Linked DNA regions of Homo sapiens: regions 1, 3 and 4 are each linked to region 2. The links are chromatin contacts, found by Hi-C or POLR2A ChIA-PET in ENCODE. All regions are on one chromosome and are shown on one strand. The core of a region is the stretch at or near the end of the contact, and the rest is flanking DNA. Distances in the headings are between cores, read along the strand shown.

Evidence for each region. Hi-C counts contacts between places; a loop is a spot of excess contacts on that map. ChIA-PET counts read pairs that join two places held with the same protein, here RNA polymerase II (POLR2A). Pooled maps may share reads with other maps.
Region 1: a pooled map shows a loop between it and region 2 (4-fold over the local background). The contact joins the enhancer-like site here to the promoter of BLOC1S5-TXNDC5 in region 2. A Hi-C loop is called at or near these places in 2 of 50 pooled maps.
Region 3: a loop to region 2 is called in a map of CD4-positive, alpha-beta T cell, with 13 times the contacts of the local background. The contact joins the promoter of ECI2-DT here to the promoter of BLOC1S5-TXNDC5 in region 2. A Hi-C loop is called at or near these places in 2 of 168 maps with a recorded cell type or tissue (CD4-positive, alpha-beta T cell and naive thymus-derived CD4-positive, alpha-beta T cell), 1 of 37 single-sample maps with no recorded cell type and 6 of 50 pooled maps.
Region 4: a map of CD8-positive, alpha-beta T cell shows a loop between it and region 2 (9-fold over the local background). The contact joins the promoter of PRP4K here to the promoter of BLOC1S5-TXNDC5 in region 2. A Hi-C loop is called at or near these places in 2 of 168 maps with a recorded cell type or tissue (CD8-positive, alpha-beta T cell and naive thymus-derived CD4-positive, alpha-beta T cell) and 7 of 50 pooled maps. POLR2A ChIA-PET finds 5 or more read pairs at or near these places in 1 of 52 experiments (activated CD4-positive, alpha-beta T cell).

What each region holds. Positions count from the first base shown.
Region 1 is chr6:11,373,054-11,377,220 of GRCh38, reverse strand. It overlaps a transcript of NEDD9 not described here. Among named protein-coding and RNA genes, the nearest start is that of NEDD9, 140 kb to the right of the region's middle. Within about 2 kb of position 2,865, at least 4 of the 41 ENCODE cell types and tissues checked have a DNase peak (open chromatin) inside an H3K27ac peak, as active enhancers do.
Region 2 is chr6:8,062,917-8,067,262 of GRCh38, reverse strand. It overlaps BLOC1S5-TXNDC5 (BLOC1S5-TXNDC5 readthrough (NMD candidate)), which reads left to right and starts at 2,849. Exons shown (of 13, transcript NR_037616.1): 1 at 2,849-2,998. BLOC1S5 (biogenesis of lysosomal organelles complex 1 subunit 5) reads left to right here and starts at 2,874. Exons shown (of 5, transcript NM_201280.3): 1 at 2,874-2,998. The coding sequence starts at 2,887. The region is part of intron 3 of EEF1E1-BLOC1S5 (EEF1E1-BLOC1S5 readthrough (NMD candidate)); the gene reads left to right. RefSeq lists enhancers at 1,291-1,440, 1,451-1,550, 3,241-3,430, 3,040-3,666.
Region 3 is chr6:4,134,297-4,138,591 of GRCh38, reverse strand. ECI2-DT (ECI2 divergent transcript) reads right to left here and starts at 2,520. Exons shown (of 4, transcript NR_103764.1): 1 at 2,344-2,520; 2 at 1,190-1,231. ECI2 (enoyl-CoA delta isomerase 2) reads left to right here and starts at 3,017. Exons shown (of 10, transcript NM_206836.3): 1 at 3,017-3,081. The coding sequence starts at 3,032. RefSeq lists silencers at 2,462-2,671, 2,832-2,971.
Region 4 is chr6:4,019,636-4,023,792 of GRCh38, reverse strand. PRP4K (pre-mRNA processing factor kinase PRP4K) reads right to left here and starts at 2,493. Exons shown (of 15, transcript NM_003913.5): 1 at 2,327-2,493. The coding sequence starts at 2,367. It overlaps LOC124901245 (a long non-coding RNA gene), which reads left to right and starts at 2,626. Exons shown (of 2, transcript XR_007059415.1): 1 at 2,626-4,157. RefSeq lists enhancers at 1,251-1,310, 2,353-2,662.

The DNA.
Region 1 (4,167 bases), core at 1,616-4,115, 3.3 Mb before region 2:
CTGGTGGGGACTCTGTGTAGGAGCTCCAACCCCACATTTCCCCTGGCATTTTCCTAGTAGAGTTTTTCTGTGGGGCCTCTGCCTCTGCAGTAGGCTTCTGCCTGAGCACCCAGGCTTTCCCATACATCCTCTGGAATCTAGGTGGAAGCCACCAAGCCTTCTTCACACTTGCGTTCTGAGCATCTGCAGACTTAACCCCATGTGGCAATCACCAAGGCTTATGGCTTGTGTCCTCCAGAACTGTGGCCAGAGCTGTACCTGGGCCCCTTTGAGCTGAGGCTGAAGCCAGAGTCTGAAGCTCAGCAGGGCAGTAGGGCCCTGGGCCTGGCCCCTGAAACCATTCTTTTCTCCTAAGCCTCTGGGCCTTTGATGGGAGGGGCTGTCCTCAAGATTTTTGAAATGCCTTTGGAGGGTTTTTGCCTTGTCTTGGATATTGGCTTCCTTTTAGTTATGCTCATCTCTCTAGCAAGTGAATGTTTCACAACCTGCTTGGATTCTTTCTCTACCACAGAGCCAGGCTGCAAATTTTACAAACTTTTACACTCTGTTTCCCTTTTAAATATAAATTTCAATGTTAAGTCACTTCTTTGCTCCCATATCTGATTTAGGTTGCTGGAAGTAGCCAAGTCACCTCTTGAATGCTTTGCTGCTTAGAAATTTCCTCTACTAGGTAGCCTGGGTCATCACTCTTAAGTTCAAACTTCCACAGATCCCTAGAGCATACAGTGCAACCAAGTTCTTTGTTAGGGCATAATAAGAATGACCCCATTCCATTTCCCAAAAACTTTCTCATTTCCATCTGAGACCTCATCAGCCAGAACTTCACTGTCCATATCTGTATCAGTATTTTGGTCACAACCATTTAACCAGTCTCTAAGAAGTTCCAAACTTTCCCTCATCTTCCTGTCTTTTTCTGAGTCCTTTAAACTCTTCCAGCCTCTCCCTTACCCCGTTCCAAAGTCACTTCCACATTTTCAGTTATCTTTATAGCAATGCTCCACTTCTCAGTACCAATTTTCAATTTTCTGTGTTAGTCCGTTTTGCATCACTATAAAGAAATACCCAAGGCTGGGTAATTTATAAAGAAAAAAAGTGGGGACCGGGCACGGTGGCTCACGCCAGTAATCCCAGCACTTTGGGAGGCCGAGACGGGCGGATCACGAGGTCAGGAGATCGAGACCACCCTGGCTAACACAGTGAAAGCCCGTCTCTACTAAAAATACAAAAAATTAGCTGGGTGTGGTGACGGGCGCCTGTAGTCCCAGCTACTCAGGAGGCTAAGGCAGGAGAATGGCATGAACCCGGGAGGCGGAGCTTGCAGTGAGCCGAGATCACGCCACTGCACTCCAGCCTGAGTGATAGAGTGAGACTCCGTCTCAAAAAAAAGAAAGAAAAAAGAAAAAAGGGTTGATTGACTTATGGTTCTGCAGGGTATACAGAAAGCATGGTGCTGGCATCTGCTTCGGGTGAGGCCTCAGGAAGGTTACAATCATGGCGGAAGGAGGAGCCAGCATATGACATGGCAAGAGAGAGAGAAAAGGACAGAAGGGAGAGGTCCCAGAGTCCTTTAAACAACCAGATCTTGGGTGCGTTAACTGAGTGAAAACTCACTCACCATCAAAGGGACAGCACTAAGCCACTCATGAGGGATCTGCCCCCATAATCCAATACCTCCTACTAGGCCCCACCTCTAACACTGTGGATCACATTTCAGCGTGAGATTTGGAGGAGACAAACATCCAAATTATATCACCTACCACAAAAGGAACTATTGTCTTAAAATTTTGTTAGTCATTCCCTTACTTTACTTTTTGATTGGCCTCCTAGGTCTAAGTGTATGCATAGACATATATGCATAGGTATATATACAATTTGCATATAGTCAATTTCTGCCTGTTTGGGAACTGTAAGTAAATATAATCATACATAAGCATTCTTCCAAGACTTGCTCTAGGGTCAACATGATATTTCTGAGTGTTATCCATGTTGATGCCAAGAGATGTTGATAATTCATTTTCACAGCTGTATAGTATCCTATTGCATGAATGTATGACAGTCTATCATTTCTATCAGTTGGCAGTGCTAAGTCATTGACAAAAATGATGGTTCAGAGTTAGGATTTCAAGAAGGCACAATTGCCACCAAATTTATCCCTGTTTCATGCACAAACTACTTGAGCAGAGAAGTGAAAATTTTGCCTCAAGTTAGAAGCAGGTTTTAGCTAGGGGACATCAAAGGAGGGAAGGGGTCTTAAATGGGAGAGGAAGAAAGGGCTAAAGTGACTCCCCAAGATTAAAAAATAAAAACAAAAAGAAAAAAAAGAATCTTCCTGGACAGACAATTTGTGACTGGGCTAGCCCATGCTGATTGTGGGCAAATTAAGGCTTTCACTCTCACTGTCACTTCCCCTCCAGATAAGCCCTTGGGGAAAAGTTCTATATGAATACTTAATTTACAAAAGTATTGTTCCCCAGACCAGCAGATTGGGTTCCATGAAGGTCCATCACTTTGCTTGATCCTGAAGAGAACCAAATTTCATATAGTGCTCATCTATAAGCTTCCTATTGATGTATTTTTTATATTCACCTTTTTCTATAGCATATGCGACTATGCAGCTACCACACAGTTATCAAATAGTAGTGTCCATGAACCTTTAGTAACCTTTGACTAGTTTCCATGACTCTGAAATTCCCCACCCACAGCTTCACTTGTAAAGAGTGGAAATATTTAGAGGAAGTGAGACTATCAGCAGCTCAGCCTCACCATGGGAAGCATTTTCTCCTCAAAGCACAGTAGTATGCTGGTGCCTTCTGTCACACTATCAGGACATGGCTTTAGCAAGTACAGTGTCCTCTCAGCACCTGTTCCTCATGCAGGTGCTTTGCATCATATAATCGTCGAAACATTAAGGAAGTAATGCTCTTTGTCACTCCACCGGAGTGGAGAAGTTAAAGTCAAGAGTGTACTTCAGGGGTTGTATCACTGGTTTGGCTTTAGTAGTTGTGAGGTCTTGATGGGTGAGAGTGATCCCTGGCAAATGACATATATTGATTGATTCATTGAGTGAGCAAAGGAGTAAGGTGGGTGTATTAGGGTTCTCCAGACAAACAGAACCAATGGAATGTGTGTGTGTATATATATACATATATATATAGAGAGAGAGAGAGAGAGAGAGATTTATTTTATGAAGTTGGTTCACACAATTATGGAGACTGGCAAGTCCAAAATCAGCAAGGCAGGCTGGCAAGCTGGAGATCAGGGAAGAACTGACATTGCTACTTGAGTCCGAAGGCACTCTGCTAGCTGAATTCCTTCTTGCTCTGTGGATGTCGCTCTTTTTTCTATTAAGGCCTTCAACTGATTGGAGGCCCACCTACATTATGGAAGGTCATTTGTTTTGCTCAAAGCCTACTCATTTAAATGTTAATCTTTTAAAGAAGATAGCTTTGCAGTGACATCCAGAAGAATGTTTGATCAATATCTAGGTACCTTGGCTTAGCCAAGTTAACACGTAAAATTAACCATCTCAGATACTGTATCCATTTCAGAAAATAATTTAGTAGATATTAATATTTATTGAACATCTGTTAAGGACTCTGTATGGGCCAGGCACCATATTAGGTGCTGGGGATTCAGCAGGAAAGCCAGCCAGACAAAATCCCTATTTTCAAGAAGCTTACATATGGAAGGGTGGAGGTTTGAGTAATTAAAACACTCGCAGTAGTTTTCATGCCTTCAAGAAGCACTGCAGATACAACTCAAGTCAATCAAATCCATTCTCCCATATACATATGGTATTGGGGTATAGTGAAAAGAGGAACAGAGGTTCTGACTTCCTGGACTTTGTCTTCTACTGAGGACCTCAGGTCTAAATTATATGATGACCATAGACACATTTTAACAATTATATACAACATGTTATTCATTATGTAGCTTTCAAAAGCACATATAATTCAGTTATAAAGGATGATGAAAATTAACAAATTGCATACAATTGTATTAAAAATAAAGTGACAAAGGTATTTTGTACATGATTATTTCATTTTCTTCATGAGTTTTTTTTTTTTAATTTTTATGGCAAAACAGTTCAAGGAACCACTTAACGAAGGTGTTTGATTTCAAAAGAATTGATTTGGGAAGACAGAACTGCTTGATGATGTCTGTTTC
Region 2 (4,346 bases), core at 1,600-4,099:
GAGTCTCAAAAAGCACAGTAATTGGAAAAATCCCTTTACAATCCCATGCTTATATTTGTATATGATATTGATTCTCCAATCTTGTATAGAGGTTATGATGTGAGTACAGCTATTCTTAAAAACATAAAGGTACTTAATGTATGATTTCATTTCTATAATATTTTTGAGGTGAAAAAGTTTTTAGAAATAGAGGACAGATGATAGGTTGCCAGAAGTCAGGGTGGGGACAGGGAGGAAGGTAAATGTGGTTATAAACAGGAACCTTAACGAGATCCTTATGGCATCAGAACTGGTCAGTATGCTGACTGTGATGATAGATGCATAAATCTACATGTAATAAAATTGCATAAACTTAAACATATACACACACAATGAATACAAGGAAAACTGGTGAAATCTGAATAACATTGGTGGATTGTATCAATGTCAATATCCTGGTTGTAACATTAGCATTTGCAAAATGTTACCACTGGGGGAAACTAGGCAAAGTGTAAAAGGAAACTCTATTATTTCTTACAACTGCATGAGAAGCTACAAATACCTCAATAAAAATTTCATTTAAAAATACAGGGAAAGTCTTGTCAATCCAGAGACAATAAGAGACAATACAAGACCTTCAGGGAAAGGATAAGAGTCCCATTTTAGCCTCAAAACTCTTGAGATTTCATGGGTCAAAGACCAAGGACACACTCATAGCAGCTGAATGTGCCAGGCGAAATGGCACTGCCAATGTTGCTTCTCAGTCTCCTAGCTGTCTGAGCCGCAGTGTAAAGATTTATATAAAAGCGGAGAGAGAACAGAGGCATATGCTGGACCTCACCATCCCAGAGAACAATACAACTTAATAGTGTATAATCAAATGGCTAGAACACATATTCACAGGCTACAAGCAACAGACTTGCAGAAAAGTAATTGTGTACTTATTCAGTGTTGGCTCCCCTGCAGGCTGCATGAGGAAAGGAAAAGGCTGCATTAGTCTTGTTCACCACTGTGTCTTAGCTCCTAGCACTATGCTGGGCACGTAGCAGCTGCTCAATAACGTATTTGTTAAATGTTTTTGAATGAAAAAATGAAAAGCCCATGTGGCCTGTTAAAGTTAATATGGCTTCTCTCTCCCTTCTCTCCAAATCTCCCTTCCCCACTCTCTCTTCACCCACCACCTATGCTTAAACACATACACAGAGACACAGAGGCAGTTGTTTCTGCCACATACAAGTCAGGCAGTCATTTAACCTCTCTGTGCCTCAGCCTCCTCGTCTGTAAATGAGGACATTAATAATAACTACTTCAAAGGCCGGCCATGAGGATTAAATGAATGCAAATTTGTAGACCACTTACAGTATTACCTGGCATGTAGCAAGTGCCATGTAAGTGTTTGTTAAACTGCAGTGCTATCCGAAGTTAGCACAGACTTCAGAGGTCAAAGCATGGTCCTCCTCAAGACTCCCCTTCAGACACCTGCCACAAGCTTTGGGGTTCCCAGGCCACCTGCACTTCTGACCAGCTGTCTCTGTCATATGCCCAGGGCCTGAGCACTGTCTGCTAGGGTGCCTCAGTTCTCACCCACGCAGCTTCTCTCTACACATGATGTTTCATTGCTATTCGCTTTACTCCCTCAGGTTTCACAGAATGACTCATAGAACTCAAGAAAGTGCTTTCCTTGCTATTACAGTTTTATTATAAAGGACACATATCAGGACCAGCCAAATGAAGAGATGTATAGGGCGAGATGTGGGAGATTTCCCAAATAGAAGCTTACGTGTCCTCAGGAACGCTTCCCCCTCCTGACACTTTGATGAATGATTATCGACCAGTAAGCTCACCTGAGCTTCCACATCCAGAGTACTCACTGGGGTTCCATTATGTAGGCATAGTTGGTTAAATCACTGGCCACATGGCTGAACTCAGTCTCCAGCCCCAATCTGCTCCCCAGAGGTGGGCCTGCTTATGTGACTCAAAGCCTAAGCCCTCATGGTTGGCCGGCCCTTCTGGTGTGGCCAGCCTCCATTCTGAAATCATCTTGGGCCCTCCATGAGCCATCTCATTAGCATAAACTCAGGTGTATTTCCAGAGGCCCACCATGAATAACAAAGACACTTCTATCACTTGGGAAATTCTAAGGATTGAGGGTACCTCCCAGGAACCAGAGTCAAAGTCCAGTCAAATTCTTTATTATACAACGTGAGTTTACTGACTTGAACAGAAAGAGGGAGCAAGAGAAGCATTCTAGGAAACAGGTGTCTAAAAAGAAAGGCAGGAATAGTCAGCCACACTCATGGCATAGTAGGGAAACAGCCCCCAGCTAATTGGCTTTGCTATACAGTAGTCCCCCCTTATCTGAGGTTTCACTTTCTGTGGTTTCATTACCCGCAGGACGGTACAATAAGATATTTTGGGAGAGAGACTACATTCACATAACTTTTATTAAATTGTTCTAATTGTTCATCTCTTACTGTGCCTAATTTATAAACTTTATCATATGTATATACAGGAAAAAACATAGTATATACATGGTTCAGTACTATATGCAGTTTCAGGAATCTACTGGGGGTCTTGGAATGTATTCTCAGCAGATATGGGAGGACAACTGTACTGGAATGCACCAGCTTTGAGCCAAATAACCAGGGCTCTGAGTTTAGCTCCAAAGTTCAAGCACCTTCCTATTCTAGCAGCATCCGCCCTGATCCAGCATGGCGGCAAGAGCTTCTGCCAGTTCACAGCCTGACTACACGGCAGGCGCCTTTCCGGAACCGCCCGCTGGGTAGATTAAATTTCTCCGGCGCCCTGTAATGACACACACACAAAAAAAACCCGGGCGCGCCTTGTAAGAGGGCGGCCGGGTTTGCGCAGGCGCAGCGTGGCCGCGGGTGGGCGGAACTGGTCGGGATGAGTGGCGGAGGGACAGAGACCCCTGTGGGTTGTGAGGCCGCCCCGGGCGGTGGCAGCAAGAAGAGGGACTCCCTGGGGACTGCGGGCTCAGCGCACCTCATTATCAAGGGTACGGAGTGTCAGGGCTATAGTTCCTGGTGGATCCCAGCACAGCCTCATCTCCCAGGCGGCGCCCTCTGACCCGGGCCGACCCCCGGGTCCCGGGCTGGCGCGCGTGCGTTTGTGCGGGTGGGGGAGTCGTGGTCGGTCCCCGCCTTTTTCCCCGCGCCAAATGCGTCCCACCACAACCAACCAGCCCAACTCTTCGTGTTTCCCCGCTTTCCTCTGTCGCAGCCTGAGCCATCAGGCCCGCCCCCGTCCATTCCGCAAGCTCAGGACCCCTGGGCGCAGAGCCTTTGGGCAGCCTCGCCACCGACGTGTAGTGGAAAGGGCATTGGACCTGGGAGGCGGGAGGCAGTCGCTTAGGAGTTGAGTGACTTCGGGTCACTGGCTTTACTCACTCTCCTACCCGATCTGTTCCTGGTCGTGCGAGGAGTAAGTGAGATACACTTACGAAGGCGCTCTATAGCACTGTAAAGAACCATTCACGTTCAGAAATGTCCATGTGTTCTGTGTGCTTTGAGCTGGGAGAAGGTTACAACCTAGATTCTCACAGAATCTGCTTTAGGTTTGACTCCTAAAGCTCACAACGCTGTTTGCTGCGTGAAAGTCTTTGACAGTTGAGTTGTAGTGCTTTATATATACCAGATATAAAGTGCTTATATACAGTGCTTGTATTATTTTTTCTACTTGACATGCTTAAGAAGATATGTACTAATAAAATTCATTAAAATAGAGAATTGAAACCTGCCCATCGTATGTCTGCAAAAATGAAAAATTTGGGGAACATTGCCAGTGAATGAATATGAATAATACATTGTCTTAGATTTAATTTCTCAAGGAATTTTGAGACTTACATTTTAAACTACATAGTTGTAACTAAGAAGAATAATAAACTGACTCACCAAAAGACTTAAATTCAGACCTTTTCTTAATGACTTTTTCAGACTTATGAAAAAGAGACTTACAATGAACATTCACCACCCACCTTAATAAATAAATTACTAAAAGCCCCACTGTGTCTTGCTCTAATTGCACTAGTTCCCCTCCCTCGTCTCAAGGTAGCCACTATCCAGAATTTGGTGTTTATTATTCTTGTGCATTTCTTTATAGTTTTGTTGCTTCTGTCTATATCCCAAAAGGAAATATTTTGAATATTTTAAAGTTTTATGTAAATTGCTTTAATCCTTCTGAAACTTGCTTTTTTATTATATTTATTATAAAATACGTATTATTTTTTATATTTATGTTGATAAGTGTAACTCTGATGTATTTATTTTTACTTGGTGATTGATAGAATTCCATTGTATGAGTATGGTTAAGGTGTTTTGCGTTTTTTCTTTTGATATTACACCTAT
Region 3 (4,295 bases), core at 1,271-3,770, 3.9 Mb after region 2:
ATGCTGTAACAACAGTATCTGATGATGTAAATATTGGAAATAAAAATTATCATGACTGACAGAGTCATCATGTAACATTCTACTCTGATATAATCTATTCTATGATCTTAAAAAAGAAACATTCACACTACCACTGAGCACAACACTGTGAAGTCGATATGCTGACCCCAAAGATTCATTATAGCCGGAGACAACACTTCCTGTGCACCTGCTAAGAGAGTCTGAGATTCTCTCAACCCAAAGAACATCAACGGCCCTCCCAGGCAGCATCAGTCCCCTGCAATCAATAAGACAGGATCTAACCAGACTGGAGGACCCCCTCCCCAAGATTTTCATAAGCTCCAGGGGAAGCTGGTTATATAACAGGGTGAAGATTAGAGCTTTAGAGAGGTCTTGACTGAGTTTCTGCCTTTCCTACTCTTATCCAGAACCATTACACCCTGAAGATATATCTGGAGTCCAGGATTTCACTGAGAACTGGATAGCTGGGCATGCCAATTGTATCTTCAATGGCTCTCTGCTTGCTCTCAGCACGGAATCCAAACTCCTTAGCACAGATACAATGATCTTCAAGCTCAGGTGGAGAATCTACCAAAATCACAATGGTTCCCTTTTGCTGCAACTGGCCCTCCCACCCACAGGGCCATGGCAGCCATGTTTACAAGGCATGGTCTGGACACCTCTTAACAGTTTAGTAAACCAAATACGGACCCAAGATGACCCTCTTTAGGATCTAGGAATCTAAATGTCTGTCTCTTTAACCAGGAATGTCTGTCTCTTTAACCATCTCCTTTCTCTCAAATGCTGGATATAATGGGGCTTTAGTAAATGACAGCTGGTAGATATGCAAATGATTTCTCCAATAGGAAAAACATTCCTCCCGAGGTTATGGTTTTATTGCTCTATGGGATATTAACCAGTTTTGTTTCTAACTTTGCAATCTATTCCAGCATTCTTTTTTTAACATTGACTATATTAAACTAGTCTTTTAACTTCTTCTTTAGCACCCTGTTGGTTCCCTAATTAATGAGCTAAGTAAATCTTTGACACATGCTCTTTCTATATTTTTAAAATTATAGTTTGAAAAAGATAAGCTAATTTCCCACACCCCACTCTTTTCTGTGGTAGGTATAAGCCTGAGAGTAGTTTGCTTGCATTGCAAAAGGTTTCACTATCAAAATATGCTTACCAGTATGAGATTTAAAAAATATTTCCATGACAGCTGTTTCATCTTCTGGAAATGAATGAGTCTTGTATTATCTGCAATATCTGATTACTGCATTTCCATTACCTCTGAGGTTATCTAACAGCCTTGGAGAGAGTCAAGGTCTCTGAGAGAGGCAGCTCAGCCTACCAACTACCACTTTGTAATATATGGAGAGGCCAGGTGTGGTGGCTCACACCTGTAATCCCAACACTGGGAGGCCGAAGCGGGTGGATCACCTGAAATCAGGAGTTTGAGACCAGTCTGACCAACAAGGTGAAACCCCATCTCTACTAAATACAAAAAATTAGCCGGGCCTGGTGGCGCATGCTTGTAATCCCAGCTACTCGGGAGCCCGAGACAGGAGAATCACTTGAACCCAGGAGGTGGAGGTTGCAGTGAGCCGAGATTGTGCCAGTGCACTCCAGCCTACGCAACAAGACGGAAACTCCATCTCAAAAAAAAAAAAATCTCTTTGGGATAAGCCCAAATTGTTCTATTTGACTTTTGGTGTTGCCCCATCTACACTATTACCCAGATCTACCTGATGAAACTTAATGATAAAGTTACTTGAGACTTGGACTCTGCCCACCTGCAAGCCTCCTGTCTTTGGGGAATTCACCTGATTAATCTTTCTGGGTCTCAGTTTCCACATCAGCTCAACAGGGCAATATGCTCAACAGGGCAATTTCCACATCAGCTCAACAGGGCAATATCATTTTCCTTACAGGGTTGTCCAAAGACTTACAATTAGCCTGGCTCACTATAGGTAGTCCACAGGTGTCAGCTACATAAATCTAAAACTCCTAGGCATGCTTGGATGGGACAACTTGGGCACAGAATTTAGAGGGGTGGTTTTGTTTCGTTTTGTTCTGTTTTGTTTTTTGGTTCTCTGGGAACTGGACAAGGTGACACAGCCAAGGCCCTTCCAACTCTTAAGAATTCTTCCCCAAAGAAAATACTTTGCAAATGCCTCAGCAGAACTCAAAAATATCCACAAACTCTTCACTGACACTAAAAACTTGGGTACTCCAAAAATCACTTCTGACCCCCAGGCGTCCTACCAGGTCTGCAAACCTTCGATTTGGGGATGCATGACCTAGCAGCTTTTAAGCATACGCCCTCAATTGTTACCCCACCTCCCGGCTCAGGGCTGGCCCTCGGGATGCAGCGACCCCTCCTCGCCAGGCTCCGCGGGACTCCGGGCAGGGCGCTCAGTGCTCCGGCAGCCACAGGGTTCGCAGAGCTGAGGTCCGCCCGAGAGAGCAGCCGCGCCTCCAGCTCGCAGTTACTCGGAGCCAGGCCGGGGAGCATCTGTGCCCCGCCCCACGCGCCGCGCAAGTCCTCCCGGGATCACCCTCCCCGCGCCGCGAACCCCCCGCACTTCCTCCACTCCCGGGTGATACCCGGCCTCGCTCCGGCCCCGCCCCCGCATCTGAGCCCCGACTCCTAACCGCCTAGAGCTCCCGCCCCGCCCACGCACCGACCCCCCCGGCCCCACCCCCGAGCCCCCGCAGCCCCAGAGGAGGCCACGGGCTAGCGATGGCGAATGCGGCGTGGCTACGCTCTCAGCCTGGCCCCGCCCCAACCCTGGCCCCGCCCATGCCCCAGGCTCCTGCCTGGGCTCTGCTCTCGGCCCCGCCCCGCACCCAAGCCCCGGCCCCACCCCCGAGCCCCCGCAGCCCGGGAGCCTAGGCCCCGCCCCCGAGTCCCGGCTCCACCCCCGAGACCCGGCCCCACCCCCGAGCCCCCGCAGACCGAGCTAGGCCCCGCCCCCGAGACCCGGCCCCACCCCCGAGCCCCCGCAGCCCTAGAGCCGCCCAAGGGATGGCGATGGCGTACTTGGCTTGGAGACTGGCGCGGCGTTCGTGTCCGAGGTAAGCTTGGAGTCCCGGCCGTTCGGCCCATGGTCGCCCGCAGGATACCGCTGTCCAGGCGAAGGTCGCCGCCGTTGGAAGACCCTCCTTCCCTATTGTCTAGGTGGCAACAGGATTTTGCTTTGCTGGTTTTCCGGTGAGGTAGTGCTAAAAAGTGACGACCTCACGCGCGCCCTCCTGCACCGCTGGGCCCGGAGTGGTCAGGATGGGCGCGTCGGGAGGTCAGGGCTATGGTTCCCTGTCAGCAGTCCCCAAGGTCTCCGCCTGCCTCCGCGCACGCTCCCATCCTCCTGGGGCCGGACTCCGGGCGGGTGAGCCGCCCCAGCTGAGCACCCGGGCCTGCACTTCCCAGCCGGGCTGCTTCTGGGGTGCAAAGCGTCGCTTGCTAAAAGCGAGGTAAACGCAAGCCGTTATCACTCGTGTGGACTTAACACTCTGCTTCTTGGAGAACACGTATGCTATAAAGTGAAATGGCCGGGTACAGAGTAACGGCTAAGAAGCACGCTGCACCTCCCTGGGGTCCCGGGAACCCGCACGAATCTGTGCATAGGGAACAAAACCGAAACACGGTGGTGGCCTTGAAGTGGTAGAATTATGAGTGATTTTCCCGACTTTATGTATTTTCTTAAATGGTCGTGTTTTTGCTATTTGTTTTTAAAACTCACGCTTTATTTAAAAATAAATTTGTTCCACATTTTGTGGAAACTTGTACATTTCGGCTTTCTGTGGATATTTTAAATTTTTCTTTCGTTTTCTACGTGGAATTTGCCATATAAGATGCAGTTTTTCCCTTTACAGAAAATCATTTTAATGTAAAACTTACTCTAGGCTGATCTTACTGAATCAGTTACTAATAGTCCAAAGTTTGAACCTAGAGTTCATTGCACCATTTTCGAGTTACATAATTGTGTTTGTGTGTTAGGTTTGGGCTTTGTAACCTGTATTATTTTAATCATCTTTTTTGCCATTAACTCTATTATTCAGTGTCATCGTCGTGAACTCCATTTTTAGCTTGTGGCCTGAGTCCTGTGCATTCAAGTTTGCCACCCCACCCCCGCTCACTATGTGTGCTTAAAAACGTGCTGATCACCCCCGCGGTGGTTGCTGTTTCTGCTCTGTTCCTGGCTGGCTGGTTAAACATACCCATAGAAAGGGGCACGCCTGCTGAGCCCCCTTCACTGACTCCCTTCCACTGCAGGTAGATTCCCTCCCAT
Region 4 (4,157 bases), core at 1,244-3,743, 4.0 Mb after region 2:
ACAATGAGCCATGATAATGTTACTGTACTCCAGTCTGGGTGACAAGAGCTCGTGTTTCAAAAATAAATAAAATGAACAAAAAGAATTAATGTAGCTATAAAAATCAGAATGGGTCCAAAAGACCAACTAGTCTTAAAACATTCCCTCTGGTCTCTGCTTTGCCAAATCAGGTTTGAGAAATTAGTTCTCAATAAATTAGACATGTCACATCAAAAAATGTATCTTTCTGGGACAGTGGAAAAAAACAAAAATAATTTCATACTTGACAAGCAATTTAAAAAGAAGCCACATTGTATAGTGGGAGGCCAGACAGTACAATAGTTAGCAGCAGGGCTTTAGAACCAGACTGCCTGAGTTTAAATGGGTGTGCCACTGAGTGTGACCTTGAGCAAGTTACTTAATTTCTCTGTGTTTCAGTTTCATCATCTCTAAAATAAGGAAAATAAACGTATCTACCTCCATAGGGTTGTTAAAAGAATTAAAGCCTTCAGGGAGCTTAAAAGCTGCTTCTTATATTTATTCTTTCTAAATTTTCTGTTTTGAATAGATTCTATATAACTGTAAACTACTCAGTGTTCTCTAAAGAACTGTTGTAGACACTATATTCAGGGACTCACTATGAGCACCAGGCATAGTTTGCTTTCATACCAAATGGTTATCTTCTTTGTTAAATACTTTCAAACTACTGAAAGTGAGACATATACAGACCAAATATTCCATTTACACCAAGTGCTCTGTGGGGAAGGGAAGGGAAATTAAAGATTATCTCTGTTACTCATACAGCAGAGGCCTAAATATGTATTTTTGAAATTATTAAGTCTAATATTATTTGAATACAGTATGTGAATAAACTATGGCTGACCCACTCCTGGAAATGAATCTGAAACATCCCTAAAATCAAATAAATGGACATAATATTACAGAACTTTTCAGATTAGTAGAAAATGTAACCACATAGCATGAGATCTGCACGGTACTGGCATAAACACTGTAATTGTGCCACACAATGAACTTGGTGAGAAACAGTAAGAGGTTAAAGCTAATTTAAAACTTCAGAATCCATTTGTTCTCTGCTAAGTCAAATTGTAAAAATAATACAGCAGTTTTGAAAAGCCCTTAATTAAAAATTCCGTTTCTCTGCCTAGCTGAGTAATGCAGATGATTGAGGAGCCCAAAACTGGATGCACAGCAATTAAGTGTCAGGTTGTCTGGTGGCAAAGATTTCTTCTATCGCTCAGTCACAAGTTGCTGGGAGACTATACCTCTTTCTAAGATGGCTGGAAACAGATCAGACAGTGCAGATGCAAAAAAAAACAAAAAACAAAACAAAAAAAAAAAACGGTCGCTATAGGAACATTGCCGTAAAATCCATTCTCTCTGTTAAGGTTCTTGTTTGAGTTTTCCTAACATAGACATGAACAGCAAAATACTGCTTTAAGTTAACCAATGGTTAACCTTTGCAGCATACACTCGTATTTTTTTTTTTTTCATTTTTCATTTGGCCGCATGGATTCTTAATGTTAGCTTAATTATAGACATAAAGTGGTTTGGCAGTAGCTAGCAATTCCCACTACTCCTTCCACTCGTCCTCCTAAAGAAGGGTTATAAACTCAGGCAAAAAAAAAAAAAAAAAAAAAATGCCAGGCCTCAAAACCAAAGACTCTATCTTACTTTGCCTCAAGTTTGCAAGTTGGTAAAAAAGCTGCCGGTAGGCACTCAAAACAAAACAAAACAATACTGGGTGACTGCTGGACTAAAGAGTACAAGGTGACGAGATCAAGTATCCCGCTAGCCACAGACTAGCTCTGGGATGGCCAGAGAGTGTGACCCCAGCACCTCCGCTCTCTGCTTTCAGGTCCTAAACTGACACCAGTAAAAGGACGACTGGGGGTACCGCATGAGGAAGAAAAGACTTAGGGCTTGGCCCGCCTGCTGCCACTGACCCTCGTGTCCCCAACACAGATGCCGCTAAGAGCTGCGGCCAGGGAGCTCAGATGGGTCCCCAAAAGAGGCATAGGAAAGCGCGACCTCACTGCCGCGGCAGCCGCCACGCGCACCGGACCTGTAGAGGCCGCTCGCGCCTACGCCTCCCGGGGCAACGACGCGCGGCAGGCCGCGGCCGCCTTCACCCCAGCAGCCACGGCCTCTGGGAGAAGGAAGCTCGAAGGCCGCCTGCTCCCCATGCCTCCCACCCCACAACGAATCGCGCCGGAAAAAGCAAAGTTTGACTCTCGCCGTTAGGCCCGAACTTTCCCGCCACCCCGTGCAGCTCCCACTCGGCAGTCCCCGGGCTCCAGCTTCTGGCCCACTCACAGAGACTACTTACTCTGGCTGCTCCCGTAGCGACTGGGTCTCCGCGGCGGCCATCTTGAACTTCCTGACTCCTCGGCGGCGGTGGCGGCGGCTCCCGGACGGTGGAGGGTAGGGGAAGTGGAGGAAGAAGGAAAAGAGCTGCCGCGCATGTGCCGACCGTGTAGGGAAGAGCTGGGTTCTGAGTCCGCGCTAAGAATCCGGATATAAAACCCCACGTCCCGGGACTAGCGCAGGGCGTAGTGTCGCAGCTTCCGGGAGCATGGTGGGCGGTGCTGCTAAGGATTGAGGTCGAGTGTCAAGCTTGAGCTCTTCAGTCAATGCTAGAAATGGACGTTTAGTTATTGAATCCCGCTAACGAGGGGAGCCAACAAGAGAGGGATGTCGGCATCGGGTGTGCGGTTCCAAGAACTGATTGGCTGTGGAGATTAGAAGTTAGGTGAAAATTCTCTTAAACTCGGGCAAACGAATTGATGATTTTTCCCCTGGTCGGTGTTAGAGACACAGTAAATGCTTAACCATCTCGCTAGACAGCTCAACTGAAGTGGCATTAACTTCCCGGGAAAGTGTGTAGAAAGGCATTTTTAAATACTGTAAACTCGAACGTAAATATCTTTTAATGTGGAACTGTTACTACATTTAACACTGAACATCTTTTCAACTTTTACATAGTTCAAGGGTGACACGATTCAGTTCGTTATTTCCGTAATTGGAACGTGTAATGTTTTTTGGCCCAAGTTGCGTTATGTGATTTTGTTTTCTTCTATAACGACTCTACAGTAATGGGGTAGAATGGAATATTGTGGGGAAAACATTTACTGGCTCTTGGAGAACTCTCAAAACCAATTAGGTTCTTTAATTCCTCTTTAAAAAAATATTTCTCGCCTGGCGCTGTGGCTCACCCCTGTAATCCCAGCACCTTGGGAGGCCGAGGCGGGCGGATCACCTGAGGCCAGGATTTGGAGACCAGCCTGGCCAACATGGTGAAACCCCGTCTCTATTAAAAATACAAAAAATTAGCTGGGCGTGGTGGCGCTCGCCTATAATCCCAGCTACTCCGGAGGCTGAGGCAGGAGAATCGCTTGAACCCGAGAGGCGGAGTTTGCACTGAGATCACGCCACTGCACTCCAGCCTGGGCGACAGAGCAAGATTCCATCTCAAAAAAAAAAAAAAAATTATCCATACTTTGGAACCTGGAAGCAGCGTGACGATCACTTTCATTCTTGTAATCATCTGAGTTTGCCTTTGTCCTAGAAAATTGAGTTCGGAATCTCCAGACTCCATACATATCTCTTGATTTCCAGGGGAGAAGGGTTTTAAATGTTCTTACAAAATGTCTCTTGTTGCCTGAATTCCAAACGTTTTGAAATGTTAGGGCCGGGCGCGGTGGCTCACGCCTGCAATCCTCTAGCACTTTGGGAGGCCGAGGCGGGCGGATTGCCTGAACTCAAGAGTTCGAGTCCAGCCTGGCCAACATAGCGAAACTCCGTCTCTGCTAAAAATACAAAAAATTAGCCGGCGTGGTGGCGCCTGTAGTCTCAGCTACTCGGGAGGCTGAGGCAAGAGAATCGCTTGAACCCGGGAGGCCGAGATCGCGCCATTGCACTCCAGCCTGGGCAACAAAAGCAAAAACGCCGTCTCAAATAAATAAATGAAATAAACTTAGTAAACTATTTTTAAATAATGTTAAAATTAACGGTGTACGTAGTAGAACTGTGAGAGATCTCATCTTGGAAATAGAGTGATATACTTGAAGGCAAGAGATTGGGTCAGGTACTATTAACACGTTTTACACATGAACAAACCGACACTAAGAGGTAAGGTAATTTGCTTATGATTGAGTTCC